4 separate regions of the Homo sapiens genome follow, and all the other regions are linked to region 3. Evidence: read pairs that join two places in POLR2A ChIA-PET (ENCODE). Cell type or tissue: MCF 10A. All regions are shown on one strand. Links, peaks and the distances in the headings refer to the core of each region. The heading gives the core; the rest is flanking DNA.

Region 1 (7,982 bases), core at 172-4,171, 91 kb before region 3:
CAGAAATCCGCACATGTACACACAGACCAAAACTTGCATGCATGTGTGTGTTAAGAACCCTTCATTTAAAATAAGATGCAAAGTTTTGAAGAGAAAGTTTGCTGCTGTTACAGACACCATTTTCCCTTGAGTGTTAAAGCGTTCAGCTGGGAATGTCCCTTGTTGGTTGTTCCTCAGTAAGATTAGCAGAGCTGGAACCTGCCAGCCAGGCCTCATTTTGAGACTTGTACAGCCTGACAGTAGTGCTTCCAAAAGATGCACCTCCCCACTCACATCAGGAGCTGAGGCCCAGTGTTTCCCCCAAGGGTCTTTTTGAAGAAGACATTTTTGTCTAATAACAGTTTTATTATTTTTATTATTGAAAAAGCTGTACCAACTCTGTATTCATTTTCCTGGTTATTCATATGCTTTTTTCCCCTGAGAGTCAAAAGATGGGTTTAACCTTTGACCTTGTGGGTTTTTATGGCCTGAAATTAATTTTTTAGAGAAATTGCTTTATCTTTAAAAAAATTTTTGGCCGGGTGTGGTGGCTCACGCCTGTAATCCCAGCACTTTGAGAGGCCGAGGCAGGCGGATCACGAGGTCAGCAGTTCGAGACCAGCCTGGCCAATATGGTGAAATCCCGTCTCTACTAAAAATACAAAAATTAGCCGGGTGTGGTGGTGTGCGCCTGTAGTCCCAGCTACTCGGGAGGCGGAGGCAGAAGAATCGCTTGAACCTGGAGGGCAGAGGTTGCAGTCAGCTGAGATCGTGCCACTGCACTCCAGCCTGGGTGACAGAGCAAGACTCCATCTCAAAAAAAAAAAAAAATTTTTTTTTTTTAGAGATGGGATCTCGTTATGTTGCCCAGGCTAGTCTCAAACTCTGGCCGCAAGTGATCCTCCCACCTTGGCTTCCAAACGTGTTGGGATCATAGGTATGAGCCCCTGCACCTGGCCAAATTGTTTTTTACATTAGTTATGAAGGAGGCATTGCGTGCCTGTATTATGTGTAACACAATTTGAGAATACATGTTTTTAACAAAGTACGTTATGAAAACTGCATATGTTGGATTTGTGTCCTGCTTTTAAGTCCTTTGCTGTACTTTCTCACAGGCTGGGAGGAGGATGATTCTGGTTCAGAGGCAGGCCCTGGCACCACAGGTCTGAAACTGCAGTCCTCTTGGTGGCAACAGCCCTTTGATTTCTACTTCCAAACCCCTGGTAGATCACATCCTGCAGAGGAGCCTTTATTTGTATGATCAAGATATGACAAGTTTCCACCACCCAGAAGTAGTAATTCCTCCCTTTTCTGGAAGGATCCTTTTCTTTGTTACAGCAACTGGATTAGATTTTCCATGTCCTAAAAGAAATGTATTTTCCCAGCAGAAACAACCTTATACAAAGTGGTTCCGTGGAGGAGAGAATTACCATGTTATAGTCCTCAGGAAGGCTTTTGTTCCTGGAAAGGATACCATTGAATAGTGACATCTGAGTTTTAAGGTAGATTTCACTTTCTTATAGCAACAGTGCTGTAATGTTACATTATGGAAGCTAAAACCTGATGCTCAACTTGTAAAATATACTCAACTATAAACATTCCTCTTCTGAACTATATGGAATTTTCTAAAAAGGACATAAATAGGTTACTTAGGTATTATGTGCAGTGTTCCTTCATTCATTCATTAAACTAATAAATATTTCAGTGCCAGCATTGGGATACAGCAGTGAATAAACCTAACTTTCTGCCACATACAGCATATTTTTCTTGTGGGGCAAAAAGTAACAGGTAGGCAATGTCAGACAGTACCGTTCTCAAAAATAAAGAGAGAGCCAGGTGCAGTGGCTTACTCCTGTAATCCCAGCTCTTTGGGAGGCTGAGGCAGGAAGATTACATGAGCCGAGGAGTTTGAGACCAGTTTGGGCAACAGTGAGACCCTGTCTCTATTTAAAACATTGAAAAACTAGCTGGGTGTACTGGCATGTGCCTGTAGTCCTAGCTACTCAGAAGGCTGAGTAGGAGGATTGCTTGAGCCCAGGAGTTCGAGGCTGCAGTGAGCTATGATCGCACGAGTGCACTCCAGCCTGGGTGATAGAGTGAGATCCTGCCTTTAAAAAAAAATAATAATAATTTTAGAAAGATAATAAGGGATGAGGAGGCCCCACTTTTAGGATGAGGTAGTCAGGAAGGTCTTTCTGAGAATGTGACACTTGAGCTGAGACCCGCTGTTATTTTTACTACAACAAATTTTAGGAGTAACAATTATCTTTGGGATCTTGGAATTCAGTGAGGCTTCTTTTCACAGATTTTGATAGATTTGTTTGAAGGACCTCTTGAGGAGTTAGGACTTTGGTGTCAGTGTCCTTTTGAGAGAGAGACCCAGCCATATCTGTTTTTTCCTTATTGTCAGTTTTCCTGCGGCAAGAACTGGAGGAGAGATGAAATTACCGCTTGGCCTCTTGGCCGCAGTTCAAAGCAGAACTGAGCATCTTCCTGCTCACTGGTCGGCTTCTGAGCTCAGCACTGAACCTAGCTGCCAGACATTAGACAGTAGTTCCCAACTGTCTTCCAGACGCATGAACCGACCCCTCAGCAGTCACTCCATGAGCTCTGACAACCCCAAATGCTTTCCCTGGATTTGTCACTGCATCTGGAGGCCAGCTGGCTTCAGCATGGCCCTGAATCCCAGACACAGGAGCCTGGGCACAGGGTGAAGGATTGCGGCTGTTGGCCTGAGGCTATTTTTCTTCTGAATGTCATTTTAAGCACTGAGTCACAAAATTCTAAGTCTTTTAAGCAGCAGTATAATACTGCCAATGATGCTGCTGCTGTTTAAAAATTTTTTCACATGTGACCTGCTCAGCCCTGAAGTTATTCCTATTACTCCAGAGTCCCAGAGTACATTAATAATCAGTGTTTGTACAGGGCTGCAGTTGACAGATCCATTGCCATACATCTTCCTTTAATCCCCACAATACCCTATTGTTACTCTTGCCTTGCTTTCCCCTTCATCGACCAGGCAACTGACTCTAAACCGATCAAGGAAGAAGAGGGACTAGCCATCCAAGGAGACAGACACTTATGCCAGGAATTTTGTAGAATTCCTTTCATTCCCCATGCAAATGCTAGGAGGTAGACTTTATTTTTCTCATTTTGAAGCTCAGAAAGTTTCTGTCACTTGCCTGAGGTCACACAGCTGGTGAGGGGCAGAGCTAGAGTTTGACTGCTCAGAGGGGTCAGTCTGAGTTGGAAGCATATACTCTTTCTACTGCACCAGGCGCCTGTCTGACCTGCCTGAGGACAGCCCTGCTTGCTCCCTCCTCTTCGTAACTCCACCTCCACCCTCTTCCTCTTCAGTGTCCCCTCAGTCACCTTGCCCAGTGTCTGAGCCAGGACAGGGTGTCGTGGGCTGGCCCGTGGGTGGGCAGTGACAAGTGCTGTTATCTTAGGTTCCTGGAGGATGAATAGGCTTTTAAACATTTATTAACAAAGAGCTTTACACACACACACACACACACACACACACACATCTGCATATACACATACTTATATACATCTGTATATATAAAGATCATAGAGGAAAGTTAAGCTTCATATGACCCTACCATAGCAGGCATTCATTTACATTTTTAAACATTGTATAATCAGTGTACTTACTAGTTTGTATTTTCCCCCTCATTTATCATGATTTCATTTATGCATTTCTAGGCAGTGCATATACTTACCATCTGTAAGGACTTGTAATATTTCCTGTTAGCACACCTAGAGTCCTTATTTAACAATTCAAGTTGTTAACCTTTTGTGGCCTGGTAAGGAACTTACCAGATAACATTATTTCTCTTCTCTTATCTTCTCTGCTTTTTTTTTTTTTTTTTTTTTTTTTTTTTGAGACAGAGTCTCACTCTGTTGTCCAGGCTGGAGTGCAGTGGCATGATCTTGGCTCACTGCAACCTCTGCCTCCCAAGTTCAAGCAATTCTTCTGCCTCAGCCTCTCGAGTAGCAGGGATTACAGGTGCCTGCCACCACACCTGGCTAATTTTTGTATTTTTAGTAGAGACGGGGTTTCACCATATTGGCCAGCCTCGTCTCGAACTCCTGACCTCAGGTGATCTGCCTGTCTCTGCCTCCCAAAGTGCTGGGATTACAGGTGTGAGCCGCCATGCCTGGCCAGCATTATTTCCTTAAGAAAATAAGTTGCTTTTGAAAATTTTTTTGTAAGTTAAGCTTAGTTTATTCATCGTTTTAGTGGATTTGGGTTGGAAACATGCAGTAAGCATTTGACAGAAAACAAACATTTGTATTTTCCAGGTTTCAGTTTACATTTTGATCTAAATTCTGCGAACAGTTATAACTAAATTTACAAAGCTCTTTGGGGTATGATTATATGTCTAGGTAAAACTCTTTTAAGAAGATGAAGCAGAGAGGATTGAATTGACAAAGACAGCTCTTTAAAAATTAAGGTTATTTCAAGACTAAGAACATAACTGCTTAATTGCAGGTAATAACAGAAAAAACTTGGAAATAAACATCCCATTATTTGACCTCCAAGGCAGAAGACTGGCACCAAGGAAATGGCAGCTTCGTCCCTTTCCTGTCTTGGGCATTGGTAAAAGGAGTTGTCTAGACATGTTTGATTTCTGTTTCAGCCCTTATTAGTAGTTATGCCATGGCAAATTATTCAATTTCTCTGACTCAGTTTCCTTATTCAGAAAATGGAAGCATAATTCTTGCCTCATAGGGCCATGAAGATTAAATGAGGGGTGTCTTGAAGTGTCTGGGACATAAATCTTCAATAAAAGCTAATTCCTTTTTTTTACAGTTATCTCAAACCTTTTAGTGAATTGGTGCTTATCAGTGAGCTTTTTAGGTGATGCAAAGACCCTGCTTTGCTCATTTTAAGGAACAGTTATTTTTCTTTCTCCATTTTGAAGTTTCTTGTTTGCTGCCTGGTTGATATGGTTTGGCTGTGTCCCCACCCATATCTCATCTTGAATTGTAGTTCCCATAATCCCCACATGTCATGGGAGGGACCTGGTGGGAGGTAATTGAACCATGGGGGTGGTTACCCTCATGCTGTTCTTGTGATAGTGAGTGAGTTCTCACAAGAGCTGATGGTTTTATAAGGGGCTTCCCCCTTCGCTTGGCACTCATTCTCTCTCCTGTTACCCTGTGAAGAGGTGTCTCCTGCCGTGATTGTAAGTTTCCCGAGGCCTCCCGGCCATGTGAAACTGTGAGTCAATTAAACCTCTTTTCTTTATAAATTACCAAGTCTTGGGTATTCCTTCAAAGCAGCATGAGAACAGACTAATACATTGGTTTAAATTAGAATGCCAAAATTTAAATAATTTTTATCTTGAATAGTAGATGGAATTAACTTTCTCTTGAAAGATATATTTTAAAAAATTGAACTTACACAGACAGTTTTGAAATGGTCTTATTTTAGTTTTATTTATTTATTTATTTTGAGACAGAGTCTCACAGTGTCGCCCAGGCTGGAGTGCAATGGCACAATCTCGGCTCACTGCAACCTCCACCTCCAGGGTCAAGCGATTCTCTTGCCTCAGCTTCCTGAGTAGCTGGGATTATAGGCGCCCACCACCATGCCCAGCTAATTTTTGTGTTTTTAGTAGAGACGGGGTTTCACCATGTTGGCCAGGCTGGTCTCGAACTCCTGACATCGTGATTCTCCCACCTCGGCCTCCCAAAGTCTCAGGATTACAGGCATGAACCACCGCGCCTGGCTGAAATTGTTTTTATTATAGATGTTGCTTGTGCAGTTTTGTTAGAAGTTCGTGACTTTTAACAGTGATGAAAATACTTCGTCATTCAACAGGTTATTTTTCTGCTGGTTGTAGGTTATTTGTAAGGAACTGTTAGTCTCCTATCTGGGTGGACATGTAATAGTATCAGTTACTGAACCAGAACTTTAAACACCTTTCTGATACTCACACTGGGAGGTCACCAAGTATCTCAGAATAAAATGTCCCAAACTGAACCTACCATGTTCCCAGAAACCCAGCCCTTCTCAAATTCCCAGACTTGGTGAATGGGAGCCTGTCCTTGCAGTCTTGTAGCCCAAAACCTAGGGCTTAAGAACACCTTCTTCCTTACTCCCATATGCAACCCATCAAGTTCCATGCATTTCATCTCCTAATCTCAAATCCCTTCACCCATCTCCACAGCCACCCCGCTAGTCCGGGCTGCCATTGTCTCTCACTTAAAATGTTGTTATTGTCTAACTGACCTTCCTGAACCCTTTCTTGCCTCTTTCCAGTTTATTTTCCACACTACAGCCAGAAAAAGCTTTTCAAAATACGCATCTGGTCACCTGCATACCTGTCTCCAGACCACATACAATAAGCCTTCACTTGTTCCTCCTTTCCCTTAGGAAAAAAACTAGATCCTCAATGTGGCCTTCAAGGCACTGCATGACCCAGCCCCTGCCGCACTCCTGTCTCATACTGTGTGTATAATACTCACCCCCGAGAAGCTGCTTCAGATTCCCCCATGAGGCTCTGCGCCTGCCTCAGGCCCTTACTCTTACCCTTCTTGTTTCTGGAATGCCCACGCTGCCATCACTTAGCCAGCTCGACTCATCCTGGAGATGTCAGCCCAATGCCCACTTGTTCAGGGGGCCCTTCTGTGATTAATATTCAAAACGGATCAGGTTTCCCTGCTGACTGTGATCTCTTGGTGCCCTTCACATCACTTCCTAGTTCTTGCATTGATTATGTGATTGTCTCGCTCCTCACCCCTCTCTAAGCTCCCTGAGGTCAATCTGAGTACTGCACCACTTTGCAAATTATAAGACAGGAAACAAGTAAGTCCGGAATATTCAATCATTGCCTTCACTCTCAGAGCTCAAATTCCACGTGTCCAACTGTCAAGATTTGGCTTACATTAAAATGTTTATGCAAACAGACATTTAACAGTGAATAAATTGTGAAATTAAGAGAGCCATAGATCTATAGCTAACTCCAAATGTTTGTGTGCATAATAAATTGAGGGAAAAATAAGAGTTTATCTTTAACTAGGTGTTATTCTTAAATTAATTCCTGTATTGTAGTGTAATCATCCCTCGGTATCCATAGGAGATTAGTTCTAGGATCCCTGATAGATACCAAAATCAGAGAATGCTCAAGTCGCTTGTATAAAGTGGTGTTATATTTGCATATAACTTATGCACATCCTCCCATATACTTTATTTTTAAATTAATTAATTTTTTGAGACAGGGTCTTACTCTGTCGCTCAGGCTGGAGTGCAGTGTCAACCTGGGCTCAGGTGATCCTCCCCACTCAGCCTCCAGGTAGCTGGGACTACAGGCGTGAGCCATCACACCCAGCTAATTTTTAAAACTTTTTGTAGAGACGGGGTCTCACCGTGTTGCTCAGGCTGGTCTCAAATTCCTGGGGCTCAAGCGATCCTCCTGCCTTAGCCTCCCAAAGTGCTGGGATTACACTGGGCCCAGCCCTCATATATACTTTAAATAATCTCTAGATTACCTGTAATATCTAATAAGATGTGAATACTATGTAAATAGCTGTTATATTGTGTATTGTTTTTAAAATTTTTATTTTTTTTTAGTTGTATTTTTTTTTCCCCGAATATTTTCGATCTGTAGTTGGTTGAATCTGCGGATGTGGAACCTGTGGGTATGGAGAGCCGGCTGTACCTTAAGCTATTTAGATTGCTATTTCAAGGAGGAGTTTACATAGGGAAAAATCTGTGTTGCAGGTGCCCAAGGTGGCCAGTGTAAAGGGGAAGACAGAGTCATCAACAAAGTCACCAGGTAACAGTAATATGGATGAACATTTGCTACAGGTGGAATTTCATAGGAAAGCTCATCTGATATAGCTTGTTTGTGTCTCGGTAAAGTCCTAGGCTAATGTAACCAACTTCCCTAAAGATGGAAATATATTCCCATAGCACTCAAAAAGGGATGTGCAGAATTTGGGAGTTTTTATGATTTTAGTACTTGTAGTAGAACATTTACTTATGTATA
Region 2 (7,982 bases), core at 3,943-7,942, 96 kb before region 3:
GCCTGGGCAACATAGGGAGACCTCCCCATCTTTAAATTCTTTACAAAAAATTTAAAAATTAGGCATGGTGGTGTGCACCTGTAGTCCTACTCAGGGTGCTGAGGTGGGAGGATTGCTTGAGCCTGGGAGGTCCAGGCTGCAGTGAGCCATCATTGTGCCACTGCACTCCAGCCTGGGTGACACCTCAAAAACAGACAAAAACAACTTGGATTTATTGGAGAGGTTAAGTAGTTTTTAGAGAATAACCCAGGAAGGGAAATGGGGGGAAAGAGTTCACAGGGATCTATCATGAAAACTGTACAGAGGGTTTGGAGCATCCTACAAAAACATGTTCTGAGAAACCATGTTCCATGCCCTTGTCCCAGACTTGAAAGGCATTTGCCCATCATGTTGGAAGGATGGGATTTGAGGCTGATCCTCTTGTCTGGATGGGTTTTCTGCACCCAGCCTCAGGAGACACTGACATGAGGCTCCATTTTGAGACCTTAAGGTTGGAGTATTCCATATACAGCCCACAGCCAGGGGTGCAGTAGTCTTCCTCTCTTCCTAGAGGGTAGGGATTCTGCCCTGCTCATATTTGCACCTTTCTCCTCCCTCTGACCTCCCTCACTGCCATCAGCAAACTAGAGTACTTTGCCTGTCGGGGGTGTTTGCCAAGTGTTTCTGAGTAGACCCTGGTACTACCTGGTGGACACTAAAGAGGGCTCTAGGCAGTAATAAGAGGGAATTCTGGTTGTACCTTGTGCAGGGGAGGCTTCCTGCTGTTGCTGGATTCCCTGTTGGAAAGAAGCTGGGCAGTTGTGTTTAGAACTGACCCTGCAGATGGGGAGGCTTCCCCCTTCTCTCTCTTCCTGAGGGCTACTTCCAGATGAGTGGGGGAGCCTGCCAGTGCTCATCAGGTCCACCTGACATGTCAAAAGGAAAAAGGAGAAACCTGGGTCTTCCCCGGGAACTTTGAAGTTACGAATAGGAAATCGAAGGACTTGATGCCGAGATAATGTTCTTTTGGAAGGAAGGGACTGGTTCCCCAGACCAGCACCTCTGGTAACCAGAGAGAAGATGTTTTGTGAAGACTAGAGTGATGCGTTTTCTGGGAGACTGCAAGTTAAGAAGGCTTTAAGCTTTATATTAATTAGAAATTTGTATTAATGTATAGTAATTAGAGAAAAGCCTACAGGAAAATCACAGAATCGGATAATGAGGAGACCTGTGTGACTTAGTAGCATTCTAGGTACCAAAGTGGTGCCTCGGAACTCTCGAGTGGAAACCAGCACCAAAGCTGATTGGGAACACCATTAAGGGAGGGGCTCTGGTATCTGTAAGCTCATGCCTGAGTGTGAACAGCTCATTCCCCATGTGCTGGAAACCTTAACAGCACAGGCAGGCAAATACCATCTGGTGGTTGTTAGGATTGGAGTTAGAGCAAAGTACTATGGGGTGCACCTAGCCCCAAAGGAAAATCCTGTAAGTAATTTACTCTGTGTGCCCTGATCATGGAAACCTGGTGGAAAGCATTTCCTTTTATGATGGAAAGGGGAAATCTGGGCCTGGTGGCTCACACCTGTAATCCAGCACTTTGGGAGGCTGAGGCAGGTGGATCCCTTGAGTTCAGGAGTTCAAGACCAGCCTGGGCAACATGGTGAAACCCTGTCTCTACAAAAATAAAAAACAAAAACAAAAATTAGCTGGGCATGGTGACATGCACCTGTGGTCTCTGCTACTTAGGAGGCTGAGGTGGGAGGATTGCTTGAGCTTGGGAGGCAGAGGTTACAGTGAGCCAAGATGGTGCCACTGCACTCTAGCCCAGGCAACAGAGCGAGACCCTGTCAAAAATAAAAAAAATAAAAAAGTGAGAGGGGAGCAAGTTATGTTGTTGTAGGATGCTGCCTGCCAGACCGAGACAACAGTGTTATTTTCCATAGACAGATTTTAAAGTAGGCCTCCGGCAGGTGTAGTAGACCATGCAGATGTTTGTATAAGGTGAAGTCTATTACAAGTGGACCATGCAGTAAACTCTAACCCTACCTTGCTGATAATTTTACATCTGAGAGCAGGTAGAGGGAAGTGTGTGTGTTGGACTTAATGATGACAAATGAGGAAAAGCCATCCAGAGGGCAAGGGAGCTTGTGACTGGGGCTGGGAAGTAAGCACAGAACTCTTGTTCAGGCAGGCAGGCTGGCACCTGCTCACTAAAGTTGCTCACTAACGGCTGAGCATTTCCTACCTTCTATTATTGTTTCCTTTGATAAAAATGATGGAAATGCTCCCACTTAACCTGGAGCAGGAGCCATCTTGGTATCCTCAGTGCCTGGATGTGTGTTAGAAGTGACTGCTTGACGGTTAGTCCCTGACAGTGGCTGATCTGATGTGGCCACCCCAGTTTCCTATCCACCTCACCTACAGTTAGGAGCAGAAACTGCTGTAGGAAGCCTGGCAGGAGCTGCCCTCAGGAATTGAGCCTCTTTGCCTGGCTAAGTTCAGGGGCAAGATCGAAATGGGAAATAAGTCAGTAGCTGAAAACCCGTGGGAAAGGAATTGCTTTTGTTTTAATTTCCCAGGGTAGGCTAATGTCTGTGGGGATACGGTGAGTGGTATTCGATCCTGATGGGGTAGGTTAATAGTGAAGCAGGAACATTAATTTTTTTTTAAGGCTAAAACTCCCAGCAGAAATGGCTGTTGATCATGCTCTGAGCCAGAAACCAAACTCATTTGGTCAGCCTAGCTTTTGTCTTAAGGCTGACTGTGATCATTGTTCAGAGGAGGCCTAATAGCCTGAAGTGAATTTTATTTCAGGAGGTACTAAAATCTTAGGGAAGAGAAAAAACACATCTTGAGTTTAGTTTTTCAGTTAGATGATAGAGTTGTTTTGGCAGCAAGTGTAGCAAGTGCAGGGCCCAGAATTTTCTGGGGTGGATGGTTAAGAGATCCTTCCAGAAGTCTGTATGATTTTTTAATGCCAAAGTGTTAATCTCAAAAAATACAATTGAAAACAAATTTAATATATGTATATTTGTTGACCCACAGCTCCAAAGAAGCCTTCCAGAAATTGCAAATTTCACTATTTCTAAAACTTAGCTTTCTTATGGTCTGCAAGCATTTTAGCCATTTTGTGGGATCTGTCACAGAACTGAACCATTAGCCTCCGTTTTCCCTCTCAGAACTGCCTTCCAGCTCCTCCTGAGCTCCTTCCCACAGTGCTCCAGTGGAGTGTCCTAGCCTCTCACCCTACACACTGCTAAGTAAGCACAAAGCAGGCTGTACTGTCGATTGGTTAACGTTGAGTGAGATGGGTGCTTTATTCAAGCTAAGGAAAAAAGGAATTTTTTTGAACGATGTTTTTCTGTTTTAGGAGCTCATTTATACAAGTGCTTAAGTCAGTATTTAAAGTTGGAATGAGAGGTTTTGCTTTCCTGTTCTTACAGCAGTAAACAGTAGGTATGGGGGCAGGTACCTGGGGTCAGCCCTTTATGTTTTTTCCTTTTTTTTTTTTTCTTTGAGACAAAGTCTTGTTCTGTTGCCCAGTCTCAAGTGCAGTGGCGTAATCTCGGCTCACTGCAACCTCCGCCTCCTGGGTTCAAGTGATCCTCCTTCCTCAGCCTCCTAAGTAGCTGGGATTACAGGCATGCACCACCAGGCCTGGTAAATTTTTGTATTTTTAGTAGAGATGGGGTTTCACCATGTTGGCCAGGCTCATCTCGAACTCCTGACCTCCAGCAATCCACCCTCCTTGGCCTCCTAAAGTGCTGGGATCACAGGGGTGAGCCCTGCCTGGCCAGCCCTTTAGTTCTTATTTCTGTCAATGTGGGTACACAGGGACATCTTTTCAAGTGTGATGCTACTGCTAAGGGAGGGAGGGTCCCTGACAGACAAGCAGGAAGCCTACCATCTGGCATGGGAACCCTCGTCTAATCACTGGGATGATTTCAAGCCAAATTCTTTGAGGCCTGATAAAAGGCTTATAAAATAGGCTATACCTGCATTTATTTAATATGGACTGGTTATCCAGTGATCCCTTCAGCATTCAGCAGATGACACTGCTTAGAAAACAGTGGCTATGCTTGGGGACTGTCACTGGGCAGGTCCAGACACTGGTGAGAGTCAGCCTCCTGTGAATCTTTAAAATGAGGTCCTTACCCATCTTGTGTTTCCTTTTAGGGAAGGTCTTTGAAGAATCTTAAACAAGTATTTTAACTCTTTAAGTAGCATTAAGCATGGAAAATTCTTATAAAATAGATTCTTTTCTCCCAAATTAATAGCTTATAAATTAGTGTACCAATTTTTCTTTTCTGTCTTTCTCTCTTGTTCTTTGATTATTTCTTATTCTTTCTCTCACTAACATAAAGCACTTAGGTATGTTTTGCAGTTATAGTTTGTTTTTCAATAGATTGGTTATTTATTGTCTAGAAAGTAACCAGCCGTTTTCCCACTACAGTCTTGGTTCCAGGAGTAAAATTGCTGGCAAAGCTTTGGGAGGCACCAGAAGGCTGTCTTCTTCCTGGAGTGAGATTTCACATGCTGTCTCTGTCTTGCCCAAATGCCCTAGGACCATGCACTCACCATCCAAAGGAATGTGGATTAAAACCCTACTCCTCCTATTCAAAAGAGTGTAATGAATTCTGTACATCTGGGTTTTTTAATCTTGGGGAGGGGGAAGAGAAATATCTGTGTCTCCTTGAAAATCAAGTGCAAAATCTTGAGGATATTTGTGTATGTATATTTGTGTGGTGGGGAGAGATCTTTGATGTTCATCAGGCTTTCAAAAAGCCCGCAACTGAGAAAGGTTAAAGAGGAACTTCAGGTCTAAATCTCTCATACCTCTCATCTAAAAAGCTCTAAAGCCAGCTTTTTAGAATGGAGAGACCAATTCACGGTAGAAGAACCTGGAGCACAGACAACACCGGTGAGCGAACTGCAGGCTCCCCGCGCGGGGCATCCGTGCGCAAGCCTGGCCGCCTCCTCACTGCTCAAACCAGATCATCTCTGGAGCCCTGACATTCTCTTTCCTCACTGCTAGCCCCACTCCCCTCAAATCCTAGAAGACCTTTGAGGGAGAGAATTGGAGATACACGTCATCCTAGCCAGGTGTCCTGTGCCAGGATATTTTCTCCTTCAGTTTTCTTAGTCCATTTGTTTTGACCAGAACCCTACTGAATTTTCACAGGGCATCTTTTTATTTTTCTTGGGTTTGCCTCTTTTATTCCTCTTCTTCCTCCTCTGCCTTCTTCTTTCTTTCTTTTCTTTTCTTTTTCTTTTTTTTTTTTGAGACAGAGTCTCACTCTGTCACCCAGGCTAGAGTACAATGGCCTGATCTCAGCTCACTGCAACCTCCACCTCCTGGGTTTAAGCGATTATCCTGCCTCAGCCTCCCAAGTAGCTGGCACCTGCCACCACGCCCAGCTAATTTTTGTAATTTTAGTAGAGATGGGGTTTCACCATGTTGGTCAGGCTGGTCACGAACTCCTGACCTCAGGTGATCTGCCCACCTCAGCCTCCCAAAGTGCTGGGATTACAGAATTACAGGCATGAGCCACCACGCCCAGCTGCCGCCTTCTTTATTTTTCTGTATCCTGAATAATCTGTTCCCCGTCATTGGCTTTTCTGTTAGGTCTGGTGATTCTTATCTGCAGCAAGAAAAGGGGGTCCCTCACGTAGACACAGCACCAGGAGGCTGGTCCTCCCAGCTCTGTGACTCTGGAAGGTGGATCCTGCCCTTCCTTGGAAGGCCTTAGGGCCTCAGCTTACCCCTTTTAGCCCAGAAGTCCAGCCTTCTCCTCGTGCAGCCTCCAGCTGTTCTAGAACACACATCTGCTGTTGCCTGTTACTGACTCCTTCCTTTCCTCATGAACATCATGTGTGTCCTGTGATGGTGGGCTCTGCTCATGAAAGTATGATTGTTTTATATACCTTTTTTTAAAGACAGAAGTTGCTGCTTTCAGAAAGACCATTCTTCTAGGGGGCAGCCCAATATTTAAGACAATGCTGGTAGGCTGGACGTGGTGGGTCACGCCTGTAATCCCAGCACTTTGGGAGGCCAAGGTGGGCAGATCACGAGGTCATGAGTTTGATACCAGACTGGCCAATATGGTGAAACCCCGTCTCTACTAAAAAATGCAAAAATTAGCCAGCTGTGGTGGCGCACACCTGTAATAACAGCTACTCAGGAGGCTGAGGCAGGAGAATTGCTGGAACCTGGGAGGCAGAGGTTGCAGTGAGCTGAGATCATGCCACTGCACTCCAGCCTGGGCAACAGAGCGAGACTCTGTCAAAAAAAGGACAACACTGGTGACAAATATGCATGATTGCAGCAGATCCCTGTTAGCAGAAATTTAGAGTCAAGAATGGTCATCTTCTGCCTTTGGCCATTTAAGCTTCTTCCTTTCTGAATTTCAGCCTCTAGTGCTCAGGAGGAGGTCAGGGATCTGGCTCTTAAAGGGTGTTGGAGAAAGGTCTCCTTTCCATATTGCTTCTGAGGACTTCTTAGACCATTGGCAGCACACGTCCTCACATGAAGGTGGGCGTATGATCTGGGAGACTCTGCTTAAGAAACCGGATCTCTTTATTGATAGAGCCATCTCATGAGCAAGTAATGCAAGCTGTTGGTAATTACAGAAAACCTACTGTGGAATTTCATCTAAAATTAATGAAGAGTCAGCACTGTGGATTTTAAATACAGAGGCAGTAATGGCTTTAGCTCTCAGCTGTCTGCGGGCTTTCCTTTGCTCTCTGTTGTGCTGGGGGCTCCCTTCCGTCTTGTCCAGTTGGTTCGTATCCCTATGACACAGACCCATTTTAATGGAACACCACCAAAATATGCAGTATATTCCAAAGTCAAAGGTTTAGGATCAGAAAAGTGAAAAAGGTTCATCGTATTAAAAAGAAAACAAACGTGGAGAATAAAAACTGGGCAGTGAAATCTAGCTAGATGACCATAATATGTCTGCTTTTCTTGACTTTATTATTATTACTTTTTAAGGGCATTGTTCAATCCTCGATTTTGTATCTATGGCAGCAGGTGAAGGTCTCTAGATGAGCGTTCACATACACGATGACAAATGGTTAAGGAATTTTGAGGCTAAAATCTTTACTGCTTAGATGTCATGTACTTTATAGGCATAGCATTTCTAGATTTAATAGGAAGGATCTCTGCTCTGTATGTGCTTTTATGTGACTTGCAAAGGAACTATTCCATTTAAATAGATTTCAATTAGGATAATGGGTTTGAGACATTTCACAATGGTATATTTTCTAGACTCTTAAGATAGAATTGTCAAATTATAGCAAATAGAGTTAGAAATTATTTTGCAATTTTCTCAGCAGATTGTAATTTCTCCTGCCATACATGTAGTCATTGTAAAAATAATAGTGTAAGGGTACCTTTTATAAAACTGATTATTTTCCAAATAGACTGGTACCTTTTGGTTTAGAAAAAAAATGATGGAAGAAGATTGTAGTTCAGGAGAGCAAGCAGAAAGCAGTCATTTTTCAGCCTTTCATTTTATTGTACCTTTGGTCACATTTTTGAAGAAAGGCCCAAAATTGCCATATGTATGAAAGAATATTGGTAATGGGGTAGAGTTGGAATGAAAGTGAGATTTTCAGAGTAACAAGGTCACTTTCTTCTGTGGCTTGTAGAAACAGATATGTGATCACAACAGGTCCAGCAGCCAGGGTTGGGGGGAGTAGAGAGTTCATGTAATTTGTATCATGCTTAAATTTCCATATTTGAAAAAGCAACTAGAGAACAGGATTTTGTCAAAACAAAGAGAAAAAAATAATTTTTTTAAACAGGAGGGGGAAATGTACGTGTTATTCTTACAGGATGTTGAAAAATGTTTAAATAGCTGCGATACAGTTTGTTGAGGGGGCAGGGGACAGTGGGAACAGTGACTAAAGGGTTACATTTTGATGTAGAAATGCCTAGTTGAAGAAAAAAGCTTGCCTGGGAGGAAAGTTTCTGTGGAGATGTACCCTGCATTTGGAGT
Region 3 (7,982 bases), core at 1,532-5,531:
AGTGATCCTCCCATTTTAGCCTCCCGAGTAGCTGGGACTACAGATGCACACCACCACTCCTGGCTAATTTTCTGTTTGTTTTTTGTAGAGATGGGGGTCTCACTGTGTTGCCCAGGCTACATTTTTCTTTAAGAAGTTCCAAGCCCTTTGAAAAGTAATTGCCACTCAAGGTAGCCATGTGACACCACCTAAAGACAGTCCATTAATTACTGATTTATGTCCTATTGATGCAGCATGATTTGTTACTTGCTGCATGGAGATTATGAGATTGATATGTCATTGGATTTCTGTCTGGTATTGGAGTAGTATAAAGGAGGACAGGTGAGAAACCTCTGCATGAGGACTTTGTCCAGCTCTCCATTGTCAAGGTTTGGACTGTTTCAGACATTTACACCTTCTCTGAAGTAGTAGTTCTCAACTGGGGGTGATTTGGCCCCCCAGAGGACATTTGCCGATGTCTGGCAACATTTTTTATTGTCATAACTAGGGGGAGTGCTATTGGCATCTGGTAGGTAGAGACCAGGGATGCTGCTGAACACCCTGCAATGCACAGGATGCCCCCCGCCCCAACACAGAATCACCACATCCAAAACATCGAGTGGTGCTCTAAAGTAAGGGGAACGAAGAGCCACAGGTTTTTGTCTGTGAAAAGAGCAAAGTTTGTGCTAACCGCCCTTTGTGTTCCACATTTGAAGGTACGTTGGAGGTCATCGAACAAGTAAGATTATGAGGTTTGTTGATAAAATTACCAAGTCAAAATATTTCCAAAAAGCAACAGAGACAGAGTTTATTAAAAAGAAGATCGAAGAAGTCTCCAACACACCCCTGCTGCTCACTGTTGAAGTACAAGAATGTAGAGGAACCTTGGCGGTCAACATTCCACCACCCCCGACTGACCGAGTATGGTGCGTAGAGGGCCCTCAGGGACAATAAGTGATTCCTCCTATTGCATGGCCACAGAAATCCCAGCCTGCTTAACCTTGAGGTTATGGAAAGTACCTTCTCCCGGGCAGAAGCACTTCCAAACAATTTTCATGGGACCTTAATATTAGTTGCAAATCTGATGGTACTTTCTTCTGTGAGTGGTGAATTCACATTCAAGAATTCATGTTCACATGGTAGGAAAAGTTAAAGTCAATACATGAAGTTTATGAGATAAGCTGTTTCTATTATTGGTCTTCCTCCTCTGTAAAGCCAACTGTTCTGCCAGTAATAACAGCTGTCATTTGTAGATAGCGCCTTTATTCTCTGCCTGGCCCTGGTTGTAATTGCATTACCTGATTAGTCCTCATAGCATCCTGTTGAGGTAGATGCCATTGTTATCCCTACTTTAAAGATGGGGATCACACATCCAACAGAGTCTGGGAAGTTAGGGAGACTTCCCTGAGTTAGGCCTCAATGCTGAGGAGTCAGGAGCATGTGCATTTGGTGTCTGAGGACTGGATTCTCAGCCCCAGCTGCATGTTAAAATCACCTGGGGACTTGCTAAAAATATAGCTATGCCTGGCCCATCCCCCCGGATTTCAGGGGTCGGGGGTGATGAAGCCAGGGTTGAGAGTCACTGAAATAAATTACTGATGAGTTCAGCATCACTGCCTGTGAATCTCAATTTAAAATTGACATGCTAAGTCCTATAAAAATGGGCATAAGTGTAAATAGTGATTGCATAAGAGATCTCATTGTACCATAAACTACACTCATAACAAAAATATAGCTCTGTTCTATCATAGAGTAAAACCAACATGCTAGTACATACCATCGGTATTCAGAAGGATTTGTAGGAATGATCAGAAGAGGGGTTTTGAATTGACTAACCATTTAACGATAATGCTGGTATTTCCCAATAAAACTTTAAAATGCCTTTTTATACTTTTTTAAAGTAATATTTTCATTGTTAAAAAAAAGAGAAAGATTGGGAAAAGGTGAAAAATAGATAAATAAATAAAAACCCATAATCTCACCATCCAGAAATAACCACTGTTAATATATTGTATGGTCTTTCAAACCTTAAAAAAATTTTAATAGTTAAAATTGATACATTTCTTCTCCTTACTGCCAATTCTTTAGATTTATCAGTTTTAAATGCCTCTGCTCAGGGGGAGATAAAATAAAAGGGCTCTAGGATAGTGCTACCCAAGGCATGCTCAAATGCTGAACTATGTGTTATTGATCCATAAAGATAAGTATAGAGTGTTTAGAAATATTTATGGCAACTTGACATTTTTACTGTATTTCCAAAAGCACTGGTCCAGGACAGATTTAAGGTTTTAGATAGTTGATAGCATACAGGGTCTTGTCTGGATACTTTGCCAACAGTTCTGATTGCCAGTCTGCTCCCTCGGGAAGTCATACAAAGCGTATTGTTGGGGTGTAGGATGAAAAAACAGGTTTCAAACCTTATTGATCGACATATGCACAGGAGAATGTAAGGGGAGTTCACCCTACTTCTGTCAATAGTCCTCTCTTGGGGATGACATTCAGAGAGAGGCAGTGTGTCTTTCACTCTCTGCTTTATCTGCTTGTATGTATGTTTTGTTTTTGTAATGTACATATACTACTTTTATAAAAATTGAAAGAAAAAAGGTTATTGCCATTTTAGAAAAAAACAGAAACCAATGCCCAGGTCATGGACTTTTCCAGTGGTGCTTCCTGGCTCTCTCAGTTTGTCAGAACTGTTCTAAATCCGCCACAGCCCTAACACCATCCAGGGAACACAGGGGGTTCACAATTCATACTTTGTGTGTGGAATATTTTTAGAGGGCATTTTCAGAAGAAAATAACATTTTAAGTAGTGATAAAGCCCCATGTAAATGAGAACTGTTTGCTGTCAGTGCCTGTCTCATTCCTTGCTTTGCTTCTAAATGTGGTTATTACTTGTCTTCAAAAAGGTATGGTTTCCGAAAGCCACCACATGTGGAGCTGAAAGCTCGGCCAAAACTTGGAGAGAGAGAAGTGACTTTAGTTCATGTGACAGACTGGATAGAGAAGAAACTGGAGCAAGAGTTTCAGGTAAACCTCTAGTGTTATCTAGTATTTCACACCAAGTATAGAAGCTCTGGGTTTAGCCGAGGTTCTGAACTTCAGCTGGGTCAGGATCCTCTTTTGAAAATCTGATGGTGACCTTCATCCCGGAAGAGTATTACATTTGATCAAATATGGGAATAAAACTTCAGGTACAGTATCAAAGCCCTGAAACTTATCCACAGAACATTACTAAGTCATCTTCAGAGGAAACCCAAAAGATTTGGGTCAGAGCAAAATGATGATGTCTTTTCCCAGCAAGCCTGCCAGGACTGTCAGGCTTTGTTTTCTCTTATGCAAGGCCTGGCCTTGCCCAACTCTTAGCACCCGGCCTGTGGGCAGGGAGGCTGCCCCCTGTTCTTGTGTGCTGTTCACCTTGCTCAGTTTGTTCAGTTCAACAAACATTCCTGGAAACCCTTCTGTGTGCCAGGTACCACCTGCCCTGGGAGTCCAAAGATGAATCTGGCCTCTCCCTCCCCTGGGTAGCTTCTAGTGTAGTCTGGGAGTTCATTAAGCCAGAGCTTACTCTCTCAGCTTTTCTTTCTGCATTTGGCCACCAAAGGTAATAGCAGTATAGCTGAGGCCCTAGGATGAGCTATTTCCATCAAACTTTTATCAGATATTTGAAGCACAGTTGTCTGTCGGGGTTTTATGGATTAGCAAACTATTTACTTTTAATGAAATTCACCTTTTGAAGAAGACCTACATTCTTTTTGCAGTGGTATATTTTGAGTTACTGCCTTAAAAAAATCCTCTTATTTAAAAACTAGAGATTAAACATAACTGATAACCAATTTCTGAAAAAGCTTAATGTCATCACCAAATAGAAAAGTACTTTGAACCTACTGAGGGGAAAGAACATCATGCCTTTTATTTTTCCCTTTTTCTTTCTTTTTTTTTTTTTTTTTTTTAAGACAGAGTCTTGCTGTGTCGCCCAGGCTGGAGTGCAATGGCGCCATCTCGGCTCACTGCAAACTCCGTCCCCCAGGTTCACACCATTCTCATGCCTCAGCCTCCCGAGTAGCTGGGACTACAGGCACCCGCCACCACACCCAGCTAATTTTTTGTATTTTTAGTAGAGATGGGGGTTTCACTGTATTAGCCAGGATGGTCTCGATCTCCTAACCTCGTGATCTGCCCACCTCGGCCTCCCAAAGTGCTGGGATTACAGGTGTGAGCTACCATGCCTGGCCTAATTTTTTGGTATTTTTAGTTGAGACAGGGTTTCACCATGTTGGCCAGGCTGGTCTTGAACTCTGGACCTCAGATGATCTGCCTGCCTTGGCCTCCCAAAGTACTGGGATTACAGGCGTGAACCATCGCACCTGGCCATTAGCTTACATTTTATCGCTAGGATTTATTAATAAAAGGATAATTCACATGGAATATGTGTTCTAGACATAGTAACTGGGAACTACTGTGAACAGCTTAAGCCAATTCTCTTAAATTGTTGGATATATATCAGTGCATATGGGCAACCTTATTATATGTATACAAAATCAAAGGCCACTTCTGCCTCCGAGCTGATATATTAGAGGATTCTCGTATCCATGCGCTGGTATGATTCCTCAACTCTTTCTAAAGTATGTATGGTGGGAGAATTAGTTTGGAATGCATAGCAAGTTTTTATATGTACTTTTAAAAATCAGTCTAAGCCCTAAAATTATCAGAACAAAGGAGGGTGACAGCCTGGCAAGGCATTCTTCCACATAGCTGTTCTTTAATATCTTCCTACAGAAAGTTTTTGTCATGCCAAACATGGATGATGTTTATATCACTATAATGCACTCAGCCATGGACCCTCGCTCTACTTCCTGCCTCCTGAAAGACCCACCTGTGGAGGCTGCTGATCAGCCATGATGGGTGATGTCAGATGTTCCCCATATTGTGACATCGAGCTGGATGTGTGGGGTTCTTGGCCGCCATCTGTACTGTAGCACTGGCCTCTGTGCCACAGCTACTGTTTCTTAAAGGACTGCTTCTGCCCTCTGCCTGCCAGTGCCCATTCCACTGTGAGGTGTCATTCCCTGCATCTAGTGACAACTGTCTGGATTGCCTGCTGCAAAGCTTTGATTTGGCAAAGGAGACCATGGAAGAATCATGGTGGATCCAGAAGTTATACGTGACCCACACCATGGCTTTTAAAAGTCTACCCATGTTTGTGGCAGCAAATGAGCACAGTAAGAGCAAAGCTGAACAACTTGCCTCCTCTACTCCTCCAAAGCTTTTCTTCAGGCAGCCGGTGCACAGTGGACTTTTTCACTTCTATACTTTGTATGCGGCCTTCCACACTTCCAGAGAATGTCAGTGTGCAATGTGTCTGGAGGGTGGGGAGAGGAATTCTGTGAGCCTTTTCATTTCGGTGACAGAAGAGATGGGCAGAGCAACTTATTTTCCACATTAAATTGTGCATTTGGGAAGCAAGTAGCCATAGTACACACACAACACGCTATCAGCTTGGGTAAGGACAGTGGGATTTATGTGAACATCAGGCAAAGCCATGAGATCAAACCATCCCAAGCCTTTCACCAATGAGGTACAACCACCTGGGGGCTAGCTAATCTTGAATGTTTTCCTGAGACAGGAGCGTATGTGAAAACATCAAACACTGCACATGACAGGATGGGTCCTCTCATACAGATGGGATGGGGTTAGAAAGCCAGAGCCAGTTTTTCCATCTGGCGTTTCCTGTGTCCTCCAGGTTTATATGGGAATCGAAACAGTTTGTTAATCTGATTGGGAGAGTTCCATGGGCAGATTTCCCTTCCTGAAGGCCAAAACGGAGAACTGCTCTCTTTAATTATTTCAAGAGTCAAGACCAAAAGTTTGCTCAGCATCACACTACATCTCAAAATTAATGTTGCCAACTTAATTTTGTGCATTTGTGTCAGAATGTTTAGTTTACAAGGTTGGGGGCTCTCTTTGCTTCGAGAAGTAAACCTAATACCATTTTTTTATTGTTTAAAGCTGCATTCAACGTCAAAATTACCTTGGGTAACTTTTGATAACTTACATGTGTGGACAAAGCTAATAGTGGTTTTTTAAACAGCACCTTGCCTGAACATGACTTTAAAGAAATTAATATATTGAAAACATGTTTGAACCCTTATTTTAATTGCACCATTAAAACATTTGACTTAAATTGTTTGACCATTCCAGTTGGTGTACTGTTCTGATTTTTCGTTGTGTAGGCCGATCTGCCTGTCAGAGTCCACGTGTCCTGGTCACTGGTCTTTATAATTGTTGTGCAATAACTAAAGGCTAAGGACTAGATGCACTATCGTGTAAAGAGATTACACATGACTGTACCATGTTGCACTTAATCAAATAGTATGTGGGGATTTAAAATCGCTTGCATTGTTTCACAAAATAAATATCTCAATGTCAAATACTAGATAAGCATCTAAGTCATTTCTACGGAATCCTGTTCAGATAGGGGCACAATAAAATGAGTACAGAGCACCGGGGCCCTCACCTGGCAATCGCAGCTTTCATTTACTGCGTTGATCACTGCCCAGTCCTAAGGCTACAAAGCCATCCTCACTACATCCTTCAAACTATGTGCCATTATCTTCAGCCCACATTTAAAGAATCCAGTGAAAGTTCGTAACTGAGGGGGTAGGGCAGTGGTGCTCCTGGGCTGCAGTTTACACCCTTCATTGTCTAGTATAATGTTAATTCGGGACACCTTCATTCATCGAATGTCCATGTAGTGAACGCATACGTGCATCCTTGCCCACCATTGCTGCCCTGTACTCAGAACTGATGCACCTTTCACTGGAGCCCTTGTGGAAGATCTTTTACCAATCACTGAATCTGGACTGTGTAACTAGGTGTCTATGTTGTCCCCAACCATATATAAAATCTAATTCACCTTCACAACCGCCCTATAATTTTGAACTGTTTAGGAGTGACAGATTAACCTGCCCAAAGCTTTAGTCCCATGCTTGTCAGTACTCCTGCATGGTTATTTGTAAACAGGTCGATTACCCTTTAGTCAGGAGTTAACTCAATGCAGTTCCACACCGAATCTGTTTATGTCAAGTACACAACAGCCCTGCAGACGCCATTCCACGCTGCCTTCAACTAAATCTGCGCGTCTGATGGCAGACGCGACAGCCTGGGACTTATGTCGAACTCACGGCGAAGGCACAGCGCGCGCGATACACTCAGGGAAGGCTGGGCTGGGGAACGTATGGGAGCAGAGGGGCACTCCTTACGCATCAAGAGTCCGCGTATCCCCGTCAGCCACCGCCCCCCTAACACGCCATTCCAGCCTTGGTATTACGGATTGAGGCCTGTCGTGGCAAAACAGCTGGAAAATTGCCCAGCCTAGCAGCCGGACAGTCAGGTTACTTCTTGTCGCTCGCGGTTAAAAAGGCCGCCCGCGGGAGGCCAGGCGGCCCCAGTTATGCGCAAGCACATGCTCTAGCGCTGCAGATTGACCCCCGGCGCCACGAGGAAGCTCGGCGGGGGCTCAAAGACAGCGCGTCGCCAACGACACACACCGACACCAGGGTTGGGTTCAAACCACTTTATTGACGGGAATGGGGTGGCAAAGCAGCAAGGACGATGACATCCGACGTCCTCGGCTGGGAGCTACAAGAACGAGAGTGATAGATCAGCGGGTGTGCGCGCGCCCGCCCGCCAGCCCCCTCCCAGCTCCGCTCGGGCAGGCTCAGACTCCAGTTCGCATCACCCGCGTCAGCAGTCTAACACGTGCTTTAATTGGAATGTCATCACAGCAGGCCGGCCCCCCTACGCCTCCCTGCTCCCGAGCCACGACCTCCGGGGCCCACCCAGCCAGACGACCCGCCAGGAATACAACCTGACCTCCCGGAACCTGCAGGCGCTGAAAGACAGGGGAGCGTCGATGGCGTTCTTTTAAAGGAGCAGACCAGCGCTGATGGGCGGGCTTTACTGCCATTAACCAATAGCAAGTTCACCTTGCGACCACGTGC
Region 4 (7,982 bases), core at 1,747-5,746, 77 kb before region 3:
CCCTCTGCTGCCTCATGGCCTCACTCGGTCTGTGTTTTCAATGACTGATTTACTACTAACTGAACAATTGTCTGAATCCCAATCATCTCATCAGTGGGCAATCCTTTCTTGGCATGATCCACAACAGAGGTAGAGTTGGGTGGGGAATGTTCCCCCTCAGGGCCTATAGGCAAGTGGTTCTCCTCAGGGAACCATGAGGTGGCCAGCCGGCCAGGTCAGGACCATGCCTGTGCCAGGAACCAGTATCTCCTAACCTTGCCAGTTGTGAACATGGCTCTGGGTTTCTTGCCTCTATTCCTTTTCTTCTGCTTTGTCCTCCACTTAAAATGTACTCTCCATTTTGTCTTGGCGGGGCACCTTGTCAGGTCCCCATGGGCCAGCTCACACGGGGCCCCTGGGAAACCTTCCACCATGCCTTCTCATATTCCTCCCATCAATTCCTATTTCCCTCAGTCCCACTCTTTCCCCTACACACACATGTGTGCACACATACATGCACATACACATGTGCACACATGCATGCACACATCTTAAACCTGGTTTAAAAAAATTTATCTTCTTTGGCCCTCAGATGCCTTACCTATAAATAACATTCTGATGTAAGATTACACTTAGCAAATTTACTGCCCTATATCAAGGTTAAGTCTGCTGATGCCTGTGTGAAAAGGAGGGTTTCTGACTGGGGGAAACGGCTAATTTTTTTGAGTTCTTAAAGAGTTTTTTCAGTTTTTGAAGAATTAATCTGAAATACGTTCCTCACATTGAGAAGCTGAATGGCCAGTGATCAACCTAGATGTAAGCTAGGTTGTCTAATTTCCTAATATGATTTGAAGGGAATAAATTCAATGCTTTACAGTTTATTATAGCTAGAAAATAGAGAAATGATTGTCCATATCAGTCAGTTTTTCCAAAGTTAAAATTTAGATCCTTGTATAGGAAACAGAGCAATATGTGTGTTATGTGTGTTATATACACTATTGTCAGCGTTTTCTAAAAAGATTTCAAAGACGAATGTTTTTATGCTGATGGAATGGGAAGGCTTCATCAGGAAGCTGTAAAAAAATCCAGAAGCCATAAAGAAAAAGATAGAGAGCTTCAACATCTCAAAATGTAAAACTTTGTATATTAAAAAAAAAACCCATACAATTAAAAGGCAAGTCAGAGATGGAAGGAAATATTTGGAACACATACAATAGACAAAGTATTAACTATCCTTGATAAAGAAGTGAATAACAAAAGTCCTTGGGCAAGAAATATGAACGACCAGTTAACAGAAGAAGAGAAGCAAATGAGGGAAAAGTATGAAGTGACTATCAAAGCATTGAGATACCTTTTCCCTGCCCACTGAATGGGCAGAAATTTAAAATAATATTCAGTCTTGACCAGGGTTGAAGGTGGACATTTTATACAATGTTAATTAGGAGAGTAAATTGGACAAATTGGCAAACAGTTTCAGAATTTTAAATATGTACCTCATTTGACCCAGCAACTCCACTCTAGAAATACATCCTACAGATAGACTTTCTTTTTGCACAAGATTTATATGGAAACACAGCTTTTAAAGGCAGCGTTGTTTCTAATGGTGAAAACAGGAAACCCTGCAAATTTCTATCAAATAAAAAAATGATTAAGTTAATAGTGGCATACCTTACTGTGTAGAAAAGGTGTGTGTGTGTGTGTGTGTGTGTGTGTGTGTGTGTGTGTGTACCTGTCAGTCCATAGGTATAGGCCATAGGAGGTGGTCCAAGAAATAGTAAGTAAAAAACAAATGCAAAACAATTTGTATAATATGATCTCATTTAAAAGTAAAAACAAAAACAACTTTATTTGTGCGCACTACCTTTTGTATGCACACAAAATGCCTATGAAAGGTCTGGAAAGATACGTTCTAAACCAGGGGTCCCCAATCCCCGGGCCACAGACCAGGAGCGGTCCATGGCCTGCTAGGAACCAGGCTGCACACCAGGAGGTGAGCTGTGGGTGAGTGAGCAAAGCTTCATCTGTATTTACAGCCCCTTTCCATCCCTCGCATGACTGCCTGAGCTCCACCTCCTGTCACATCAGTAGCGGCACAGATTCTCATAGGAGTGTAAACCCTACTGTGAACTGCGCATGCGAGGGATCTAGGTTGCTCCTCCTTATGAGAATCTAATGCTTGATGATCTGTCACTGTCTCCCAGCACCCCCAGATAGGACTGTCTAGTTGCAGGAAAACAAGCTCAGGGCTTCCACTGATTCTACATTATTGTGAGTTGTAGAATTGTGTCATTATATACAATGTAATAACAATAGAAATGAAATGCACAATAAATGCAGTATACTTGAATCATCCCGAAACCATACCCCGCTGCCTCTGGTCCGTGGAAAAATTGTCTTCCATGAAGCTGATTTTGCAGGGAGGAGGAGAAAATTTCACTTTTCCTCTACATCTGTTTTTGAAGTTTTTTTCAATGAGTTTGAAATTATATATTTTTTATTGAAGTGAAGATGTATACATATGGTTCAACTCTCTCATTTCACTTCTAGAAATATTTCCTAAGGAAATAACCAGAGGGCAGTCAAAGGTTTATCTATAGCTAGTCAAAGGTTTATCTATAGCATCATGTGCAGCATTGCAGTCTTGTTTGTAATAAGAAATTCAAGTGGTATTCTTGAATTACATTATGGAATATTCATCCTATACAGCGATTAAAAATCATGCATGAAATAATCTTTGATTTGAGAAAATGCTTATAAGAACAGTAAACAATTAGGGAGGGCTGCTCTGTGCCAGGGATCATGCTCAGTGCTTTGCTTAAGTTGTTTCGTTTAATCTTCTGAACAGTCAGTTGCCATTCCCATTTTACAGATGAAAAGAAGCTTAGGCTTGGTTAGGGTAAATGATTTGCCAGAGGGCCAGACTGCTACCAAGTTGGTGGAACTCAAACTAAAGGCCTTGCTAATGATAGATTACTTCAGTGTGTAATCTTGAGTATAAAAGCAGATTACATACATACATACAGTGTGTCCTCATTTAATAAAAATGAGTCTTTCTGCCTTAGTTTTCTTGTGGGTAAGGCACGGAGGATTGGCTAGGGCAATTTTATATTCTGAAGATAATGATTATAATAATTTTTAAAAGATTGACATGTGTTTACATATAATTTTTTTTCCAGATCACAAAAGTATTTGGAAATACCTGAAATTAGCAAATAACAATTACTGTTAAACCTGTTATATGGAGAAAATGAGAATTAATGCTACCCTCTCCTTTTTTTTGCCCAGTGCAGACATTTGTACATTGGTGTCAGCTTGATGAGTACTTACTTGATGAGTACCATCTGTTTAGGACATACCTGTCCTGAGTTTTCATTACTTATTCTAGGGATTTTTTGCCCCCATATTGATGTCATTTTCTTTTTTTTTTTTTTTGATACGGAGTCTCACTCTGTCACCAGGCTGGAGTGCAGTGGCAGGATCTCAGCTCACTGTAACCTCCGCCTCCAGGGTTCAAGTAATTCTCCTGCCTCACCCTCCCGAGTAGCTGGGACTACAGGCGCGCACCGCCACGCCCAGCTAATTTTTGTATTTTCAGTAGAGGCGGGGTTTCACCATGTTGGCCCAGATGGTCTCGATCTCTTGACCTTGTGATCTGCCTGCCTCGACCTCCCAAAGAGCTGGGATTACAGGCGTGAGCCCCCGTGCCCAGCCTGATGTCATTTTCTGATGTCTATGTGTTGTCTCCTTGAGTTTTCCCTGTGGATGCACCCATTATTTTTTATAAATATTTTATTATTTTTTATACTACTTTTATACTACAGAAAAGTTTTTACTAATTTTCTAGTTTCTAATACCAGTTTTCAGCAAAGTTTTTGCTAATTATGTTCCAGCCTTAGTGCAAGAGAGGGTTTGTCTCATTGTGCCCTTGCCAGCATCATACATGTTTTAATCATTGAGAGAAATTATTTCATCGGTTTGTTTCCAATTCTGTATTATTTTTAGTAAGGTTGAGTTTTTTATTTGTTTCTTGGCCATTTGAACTTTTGGGTGAAGTGCCTGTTCATGTACTTGGGAGATACCTATTGAAGATGCCTTCCTAAATTTGACCATTAAAGAAAGACCTTAAGAAAGACTGTAAGTCCTTCTAAGGGGAAGTTTTACTCTGCCAGGTGGAATGCATTTTTCTTACATTGCATGAAAGTTAAAAACATGATTTCTTAACCACTTGGAATTTATCTGACTTACAAGATTTGCCTTTAAAATTTTAGAAATGATTGGTGAAAAGTACATGGAACCTCTCTGTACTACTTTGGCAACTTCCTGAGAATCTGTCATTATTTCAAAATGAAGCTTGAGAATTTAAGGAATGGTACAACTTCAGCTCTCTCCTCTTACTGCCTGGAACCCTGCTTGATAATCCCAACTGGTAGAACCAATAGGGACGGGAGGGGAGCAGCTCTCATGATATCCCCAAAGCCAAACAGTGGTTAGGAATGCTGCTTTTGTTTTTAATTTGGACATAGTTTCAAACTTTAAAATGGATGCAAAAGTAAAAATGGAATCTTAAACCCTTTCCCAAAGGTACATTGTTGTTAACATGTTACCCCATGAGCATCAGCTTTTGAAAATGTGTTGTTTTGGCTAGGCATGGTGGCTTCCGCCTGTAATCCCAGCACTTTGGGAAGCCAAGGCAGGCAGATCACCTGAGGCCAGGAGTTCAAGACCAGCCTGGCCAACATGGCGAATTTCTGTTTCTACTAAAAATACAAAAATTAGCTGGTTGTGGTGGCATACACCTGTAATCCCAGCTACTTGGGAGGCTGAGGCAAGAGAATGGCTTGAACCCGGGAGGTAGAGGTTGGAGTGAGCTGAAATCTTGCCACTGCACTCCAGCCTGGGTGACAGATCGAGACTCTGTCTCAAAAAAACAAAAAACAAACAAAAAAAAAGAAAAGAAAAGAAAAATGTGTTGTTTTGTGACCACAGCCACAACACACTATTCTCATATCTTGGGCTTTCGGCACCATACTCTCTTGGCTTCCAGGCATTCATTCCTCTGAAGAAAAATGCTTACTCCTGGTTTTCAGATTTCTCAAGAGCCTACGGTTTAGGAATGATTGGTGAAAAGTACATGGAAAGGTTTTCTTTTTAAGATTTAAATATAAATTCAAGCACATTTAGAGGTTTGGAACAATTGATTGCCTGCTCCTGAACTCAAATATTAATATTCTTTCCTCACCCCTAGCACCACCCCTCAGCTTCAGGTAGCAGTTAACGTCCCTCTTGTGTAGCTGCCTTGTTCCCATCTCAATGCCCTTCCATGTGCTGTTGCTTCATATCCACAATATTCTTTTTTTGTTGTTTTTAAATAGAGATAGTGTCTCGCTGTATTGTCCAGGCTGGTCTCGAACCCCTGGACTCAAGCATTCCTCCCGCCTCGGCTTCTCAGAGTGTTGGAATTACAGGCTTGAGCCACTGTGCCCAGCCTGCAATATTCTCTTCTCTGCATATCCTCCTTCTAAGACACATAGATGACTTTTCTGCTTTAAAAAAAAAAAAGTTATTCCCAGACTTCTTTACTTGATAAGTACCATCTGTTTAGGACACACCTGTCCTGAGTTATCATTACTTATTCTAGGGTTTCTGTGACCCCATATTGATGTCATTTTCTGATGTCTATGTGTTGTCTCCTTGAGTTTTCCCCTGTAGATGCCCCCATTATTATTTTTTATAAACCTCCACAGGCCTTGTATGGTTGTGCTGAACGCATGACCTGGTTTTCAATGAGTTACTGTGAATTGAATTTGATTTTGTTATTTGAGCCATCTAGCAATCTATAAAGCAAAATTCTAATTGTATTGATGCTTTCGAACCCCCCTTTCCTCTGGGATGTGGCACTCTTCCCAGAGTGGGCTTTCTTCATGGCAGGTAAAAGGTCTATGCGGTGGTGGAAGGGAGTGGGCCTGCTAGTTTCTTCGTCTAAACCCTGTGCTGTGTTGGTGGTGGTGCAGGACCCTGCTGGGTCGGAAGAGATGGTGAGTAGGGGCCTGGGAACCTAACAACTAATGGGAAAGGATTTCCAAGTTTCTTGCCAGTGATGAAGATAGAGTCTTGTCTTTTTCTTTTCTTTAAATGAAACTAAGGCTAGAGCTAGTTCATTATCTACAATGTCATATTGATTTTTGTTTGTGAGGTGGAGTATTAACAGATTAGAATGGCTGCTGGCAGTTCTCAGCTGCTTCATTGAATTTAAATGAATCAAGGGATAGCTCTTAAGATGTACTTGAGATTTGTAGGCTAAATCAGACCTTCCTGCCGTGGTTGGTTTTGACCAGATTCACTGTTTTGCTCTGTGGCATCAAGGCAGAAAAATACAGAATCTTATAGCCTTTTCCCTCCTTTTTACAAAACCAACTCCTATTAAAAAATGCACAGGTAAGAAGTATTAAGACATCCTCTGCAATAGAATGCAGCTTGCCTTCTTTTCCTCTGCCAGGAGCTTTTGGATTGAAACTGTTGACTGACATAACCCAAGCTAGCAGATGGTACTCATACATCAAATGTCCAAATGCAAGCTTGTTCAGAGGTAGCAAATGCCTAACAGGCTGAATTTTACAAAGACAAAGAATGTGAATAATGACCTTGAAGGATTAGGGATGGTCCCGAGAAAGGAAGCACACTCGACACCAGGCTTGCCCCTTCAGATGCTGTGTTACCTGCCTCGGCCTCCTGGCCAACATGGTAAAACCCCGTCTCTACTAAAAATAAAAAACATTAGTCAGGTGTTGTGGCAGGCACTTGTAATCCCAGCAACTCAGGAGGCTGAAGCAGGAGAATCGCTTGAACCTGGGAGCTGGAGGTTGCAGTGAGCCTAGATCGTGCCATTGCTCTCCAGCCTGGGCAATAAGAGTGAAACTCCATCGCAAAAAAAAAAAAAAAAAAAGATGCTCTGTTACCGTGCTCACTGTACACTGTACCTGGAGGCTGGTTCCATTTTCAATGAAATTTGCTTTCTTCCCTCCCTGCCTTACCCTGTCTCTCATTCTTTCCTCCAGTATTTCCTCTAATCTAGTATATGAATTAGAAGTAAATAATATTCATGGCTATACTACTATTTGGCCTAGTGTGTTTGCTATGAACAAACACGTGTTGGTGATAATTGAGTGGCCTGGAACGAACCATCTGCTCTTTTTATGGCTCTGATTCTAGAACCCCAGGATTGTGAAAGACAGAGCTAGGAAGGGCAGTTATTAGTAGAAAATGAGACCAAAGAAAAAAAGTGAAAAAAAAAAAAAAAAAGCCAGATTCAGTGAGGTTAATATTATCTTGGAATTAATAAATGCTAATATTGAGTCTTGAAATGGCTCTTCATTTTTTATTATACAGCCTGATTTATTGTTGATTGGTTTTTCATGGCCTAATTGATGATGATGACCTTTTTGGGTGAACAGAAAGCAAATAAACCTCATTGCTGTTTGATACGCTCACTCTGACTCCACTGACACAGAGCGCAGTTGGCTCCAGTTTGAGGCCTTTGTTTTTTATGAGTTCAAGTTAGATGGCAGCTACTAATTTGTAAACTAGATAGAACAGAATCCTACATAAATTCTGGAGAGAGAAGCCCTTATTAGAGGCTTTCTCAGTCTTAATGGGAGAGATGAACTTCTTCATAGGGATAGCAACCTTAAAGGAGGATTCTGGCAAAGACCTTAGGAAGGACCCATCAGCAGAAGAGTTTGAGACATCCTGCTTTCTGGAAACATACCGGATCAAGGCTAAGGTTTAGAGGGCATTTGGCTCCAAATAGCCTCCCCCACCCCACCCCTGCCCCACCCCAAATGTATGGGAGCATAAATACATTTACATCTATTATCTTATAACTTAACCACACTGTAGTGTAAACACTAAAGAACAATGTGAAGTTTTTGAATAGAATTGTTTTAGTTGGCATAACAAGTGGTTCAGAGTATTATTTCTTTGTAGTTTTGAAGAGTGAAATCTTT

What was found. Peaks named below come from ENCODE experiments on the same cell type or tissue, not always from the same donor. Only the 100,000 strongest peaks of a DNase experiment are listed, where the experiment ranks them.
Region 1: POLR2A ChIA-PET joins it to region 3 with 6 read pairs; 16 of 35 experiments call an interaction of 5 or more read pairs at or near these places.
Region 2: POLR2A ChIA-PET joins it to region 3 with 5 read pairs; 16 of 35 experiments call an interaction of 5 or more read pairs at or near these places.
Region 4: POLR2A ChIA-PET joins it to region 3 with 6 read pairs; 22 of 35 experiments call an interaction of 5 or more read pairs at or near these places.

The regions. Positions count from the first base shown.
Region 1 is chr17:64,235,760-64,243,741 of GRCh38, reverse strand. All of the region lies in intron 1 of TEX2 (testis expressed 2), which reads left to right. Among named protein-coding and RNA genes, the nearest start is that of TEX2, 24 kb to the left of the region's middle. RefSeq lists a silencer at 3,288-3,497. In MCF 10A, for the core only: no CTCF peak of the experiment used is centred there; a DNase peak (open chromatin) is centred at 2,621.
Region 2 is chr17:64,244,548-64,252,529 of GRCh38, reverse strand. The region is part of intron 1 of TEX2 (testis expressed 2); the gene reads left to right. Among named protein-coding and RNA genes, the nearest start is that of TEX2, 15 kb to the left of the region's middle. In MCF 10A, for the core only: no CTCF peak of the experiment used is centred there; no DNase peak of the experiment used is centred there.
Region 3 is chr17:64,145,868-64,153,849 of GRCh38, reverse strand. It overlaps TEX2 (testis expressed 2), which reads left to right. Exons shown (of 12, transcript NM_001288732.2): 10 at 696-905; 11 at 2,889-3,009; 12 at 4,759-6,623. The coding sequence ends at 4,881. SNHG25 (small nucleolar RNA host gene 25) reads right to left here and starts at 7,880. Exons shown (of 2, transcript NR_132278.1): 1 at 7,850-7,880; 2 at 7,541-7,620. It overlaps SNORD104 (small nucleolar RNA, C/D box 104), which reads right to left and starts at 7,772; the gene lies at 7,693-7,772. It overlaps SNORA50C (small nucleolar RNA, H/ACA box 50C), which reads right to left and starts at 7,511; the gene lies at 7,379-7,511. RefSeq lists enhancers at 7,452-7,661, 7,639-7,982. In MCF 10A, for the core only: no CTCF peak of the experiment used is centred there; DNase peaks (open chromatin) are centred at 3,329 and 4,999.
Region 4 is chr17:64,222,654-64,230,635 of GRCh38, reverse strand. The region is part of intron 1 of TEX2 (testis expressed 2); the gene reads left to right. Among named protein-coding and RNA genes, the nearest start is that of TEX2, 37 kb to the left of the region's middle. In MCF 10A, for the core only: no CTCF peak of the experiment used is centred there; no DNase peak of the experiment used is centred there.